2 separate regions of the Homo sapiens genome follow, and region 2 is linked to region 1. The links are chromatin loops, found by intact Hi-C in ENCODE. Cell type or tissue: GM12878. All regions are shown on one strand.

Region 1 (2,500 bases):
TTGGTTTCAAAATAGCTCAAAGACAATCAAAGATGTAAATAACCTGAATGAGTAATCTAGACAACACACCCATTATTTTTTTCCTCATTTTAAAGGCTCCCCAAATTTTTCTTGATGTTTTCTAAGGCCAAGACTGTATTTGGAGTTTCACATTAATTATTTATTAAAGTTTCTAAATTTTTATGTTGATATTTCTAAATATAAGAAACAAGGGGCCAGGCGTGGTGGCTCATGCCTGTAATCCCAGCACTTTGGGAGGCTGAGGCGGGTGGATCACCTGAGGTCAGGAGTTCAAGACCAGGCTGACCATGGTGAAACCCTGTCTCTACTAAAAATACAAAAAAATTAGCCAGGTGTGCTGGCTGGCTCCTGTAGTCCCAGCTACTGGGGAGGCTGAGGCAGGAGAATTGCTTGAACCCGGGAGCAGGAGGTTAAAAAAAAAAAAAGAAAGAACAGAAAAGAAAAGAAGAAAGAAGGTTCATTTAATCTCATTGGCCCTTATGGAAAAATAATATCAATTACTCTATATAAATTTTAATATATTCTTGTGCATTATTTTACTAAGGAATTCCCTACCAGAACATTATAGTAAGCTATTTATTAATTGTAAGTGTAATTGTAACATAAAATTTGAATAAAAGTGAAATATTAACAATGTTTAAAATGTTCTAACAGATTAACAAATACAACAATAAGTTCTTTACACTAGTGATAATATAGCAAAATTTAATATTTTTACATTTGAGGGGATAACAATTTTTAAGAAAAATTTGAATTTTAAAAATATTAATAGATGTCATAATCAGCTTATATAAATATTTTTTAAACTGATAGAAATAAATATAAGCAACTATGTAATATTTTAAAAACTGAGGCTGCATATGTATGAGGGTTTATGTGTCTCCTGAAGAGAACAGGAATCTGAGCTTCAGTAACTGCTTCCAGTGTTTCATTCTTTCCTGCAAAACTCTGAATATTAACAGAAATGCAAAAAAGTGGCTTTATGTCTCACTATGAAGAATACAGTGATGTCAAGATGTCAGATCCTCAGATCAGATTTTATATGTATACATTAAACAGCGAAACAAGTTCAGATTGACATTAGCCTGAAGTAAAATTTATCTCATGGCATCCCTTGTCCAGATCAGCCCTGGACCAGTTGTACATCAATATGTGCAATGAGGGCACCCCCTAGTGGTTAGATACTAAAGCAGCTTTTCAACTGACACTTCATGTATATAAAGACAAAAACAGTAATTTAAGAGAAAAACTATCAAAATAGATGCACTATGCAGAGTGATACATTTTAAAATAAGAATAGAAGTAAAAAGAAGAAAAGTCTTCTCAGCGTCCCCACTGTCCTCATTCCCCAAGCTGTTCCCACTAGCTGGGTGCCCAGAGGTGGTCCCCATCTAGAGATTTTTTTATTTGTCTTTCTTTTTGTTTTGTGTTTTTGGTTTTCCCCAGTGGTCACAGTTATCCTACACTCATACGTTATCTTTGATGTCCTCAACTTTATGCAGCATTCAATTCCTGATGTGAAATCTTTGGTTTAAAAGAAACAAAAATCTTTGCGTATGGAGTGTTTTTTTCTTGCTAGAGCTATTGTTATTTAAAAAAATATGTTTCCTGCTCTAAGTTTGCTGTAGATTCTTACAAAGTTCTTTTCTGTTTCTTGAAAGAGAGGATCAGATTCATTAAGAATCATATTCCAGTACTCACTTTTTAAGATACATTATGTACAGGGAAAGGGACAGACAACACCATCTAGGGTTCTACTGCTGTTCTTAAATGTTAAAATAAGAAAGACCACCCTCTGTATCTATTGTCTATTGTCTCCAAATGGGTGGTATCTTGACATTTTCCCTGTAAAGGCTCATAACTGCTTTGAGCGTCTTCTGTGATAATGTGCCATTCAATGTGTGTGTACGTCTGCGCATCAATATATTACCATTTGCTTCCTACCATTCAAAATTACCTGGAACTTATATTTATTTCCAGTGTTCTTCGTTTTATTTTCCTAATTTTAACTGGAAGTTTGAACCAAAAGCTAGGGCAATACAAACACAGCACACTTTTTAAAATGAATTACTTTTTCTGTCAAATTTGACATTGAGGAATTAATAGTCTTATTTAAATCAAAAGTTTAGATGTCACAGTTAAAATGATCTAGTCTATGTTTTTATATCTTGATTAGTAAATTAAACATCAATTATCTTTATTCTGAAAATAATTTTTAAATGATTATACGAACATGTGATTCAAAGGGCTTTCATGTAGGAGAAATAAGATTATCCCTAAAGAGCCTAGCTGAGTAGCAAAGACATAATGAATGTTTATCACATACGATTTTTCTTCATACACTTTTAGTTGTGTTTTCTTTAATCAGCTCTTCATACCATTTCAATTTTGTAATATGAGTCATTTGACAGAAGAAAAGTACGTGACATATGGGAAGTTGGATTGGAAAGAAAAATAGGTCTTAAAAAATTGTGGTGAA
Region 2 (2,500 bases), 770 kb before region 1:
GTAGTTAGCAACTATAAAATCTAACTTGTACAGATAACATCTTGCACTAAGATAGTAAATCCATGCAAGAATCCCAGTCTTATATTTTTGCACATTGTAAATACAAAGAAATGAAGTCAAAATTCAACTGAACCTGACAGAAAGGTGAGAAAATAGTTAAAAAGGGGGAAACATACTAAAAGCTGAGATTATAGGTGCAAATTCCCCAGATGTCAGTAAAAGAGCCATGCTGCAGTTTAAATAAAAATGGAATAAAGGAGGTTGCACCAAGTTAGCATTACCTACCACATGCTGAAAACGTTTAGAATGTCTTCGTACAAAAGTGAGTGGTAACTTGATGAATTATAATACAACTTGTATTACCACAGTGATGTCAGTTTATAGGGCTTGATCTAATAAGGGTTACCACAAGAATGTTCATAAAACTACTTATCCAAATGAAGCATTGTTGAGCATGTAAGGTGGCTCTATTAATAATCACACTGTTGGAATTAAGCATAAACTAGAACTCTCTAAGGCAAACCAGAATGGAAGTCACCCTAGCTTTTCAATTCAGTAATTCATCAGAAGTATTTGGTGAATGCGTACTCTGTCTAAATTGCCATGGGATTTGCAAGGAAAAGTAACAGGCACCCACTATACTGAAGAAAAAAAAAAACACAGAAAAAACATAATTTCTAACAGAAAGACCAAGGAAATGAACATCATACTAATTGAAATGGCAGAAAGTGATTAAAATTATTAAGAAAATTGAAATTAAAAAATGATTGAGGAATAAAAAAGGGGGATAGCACATTCGAATGGCAAGAAATGAAATGCAGGAGGGGCTAGCTGACAAGATGAATAGATGAAATCATCTTTTAGGCCAGATTTTTAAAGAAGTTATTGTGCATTTTGGTCACTTTCTAGCTCTGCCTTCTACCAATTTTTGTATGTTGCCTTTAAAAATATAATTACATGAACATCAATGTGGAAAATTCACACAAGATATGCTTTCATATAATTTTTCACTTTTTAAACTTCACAGCATGCTGATCTCTCTGTATAGATTGCCTATATAATTCCTGAACAACTATCAATTTTCTTACCAAGCATCATCAACTTGTAAAATTATTTTTAATATCTCCTTATACAAGATCCAAAAACTGCAAACAATCCAAATATCCATCAGTGAATGAATAATAAAGAATATGTGGTTCTAGAGGACAAGATAGCCAACTAGACAGTCAGATGAAACAGCTCCCACCAAGGGACCAGATGACTGTTGTGCTCCTAACAGATATTCAGAGGTAACCTACCCAGAGTGGATGGAGAGAAGACAGAGAAGCTGAGCTGAAGGGGGAGGAAGCAGGGAATGCTGCATAGAGCTGATATGCACTAGGACTCATTTCTAGCCCCCAGTGGGTTTAGGGGAACAGGTGAGTTGAACTGGCAAGGAACAATCTGTTCTCACCACAGGCCTCAGGAACCCCAGTAGGAGAAGTCCTCTCAACCACCAGGGACACTCACATTGGCAGGGAGAACTGCTTAGAGAAGTGGTAGCAGCACCAAGCCAGCTGATGTGGAGCCAAAAGAGTTTGGTGTGGGGGCATCCGTAGCAGAGCATGGCCAGGGATGGCTATTCCTCTAGGCTTTACTTTCTCCCATAGGAGACTTTAGCCCTAAGGGAACTGTCAAACCTGAAGTCTGCAAGGCAGTCTTGCCCACCAGAGGGGGCCAATCCAACCTGAGCACTCCTTGGTCTCCTTGCCTCTCCTGGTGCCCCAGTTTGGCCACGCTTGCTTACAGGGCAATCTTGAGTGCCCTTGGAGCCTACACCATAGCTTCTGTGTTGGTGGACCATGCCTGACCAGTGGAGAGCTCCATGGGGGCAGTCCCAAAGGTCATGAATCAGCCTTCCCACTCCTTCCCCATACTGTACCTTCCCCCAGGCCCATGGCAACTCCTCACATTGTTTTGCTGACTCATTTCTGCACAGGCAGGTTTTGCTTTCCTTGCCCAGCCAGCTCAAAGGAATGCAGTCCATGCCCCCTACTCCACCAACCACCATTGCAGAGTCTTGGTAGGCACAGAGCCAGCCAGCCTTGCGCTAACACTATGCAGAGAGCAGGGGATCCTCCCACACCCTGAGCAATCACTTCTTCTATCAGGGCATTTTGAAGGCACCCAGACCGGCAACCACCAGTGTGCCAACCCTGAGGCAACACCACCTCCAGCATGACCACGCACAAAGTTGCCAGCAAGGGTTCTCCTGCACACTCCCAGCTGCATTGCCTCTGCCACTGTGGTGAACACCCAGAGGCAGACACCCCAGTACCCACTAGCACTCTGCCAAGCTGCTGCTACAAAGACAAATCCTGCTGTCAGTGCCAATAAAATGCTTTTGCTGATACCACCTATGAGAGTACAGTGACCAGCAGTTTGTGAGCACCTTGCCCCCTCTTCAAGAACAGTGGATTCCTAATCTCCAGGAGCCAGAGAACAAAGTTGAGGCCCAATA

The links. A loop is a pair of places that touch in the nucleus more often than their neighbours do. Peaks named below come from ENCODE experiments on the same cell type or tissue, not always from the same donor. Only the 100,000 strongest peaks of a DNase experiment are listed, where the experiment ranks them.
Region 2: a loop joins it to region 1, with 15 times the contacts of the local background. A loop is called at or near these places in 2 of 110 quality-filtered maps.

What each region holds. Positions count from the first base shown.
Region 1 is chr11:38,790,359-38,792,858 of GRCh38, forward strand. No RefSeq gene overlaps it. Among named protein-coding and RNA genes, the nearest start is that of LINC01493, 140 kb to the left of the region's middle. In GM12878, a CTCF peak has its summit at 1,190 (motif pointing left); a DNase peak (open chromatin) is centred at 1,142.
Region 2 is chr11:38,017,533-38,020,032 of GRCh38, forward strand. No RefSeq gene overlaps it. Among named protein-coding and RNA genes, the nearest start is that of LINC02760, 80 kb to the left of the region's middle. In GM12878, no CTCF peak of the experiment used is centred here; no DNase peak of the experiment used is centred here.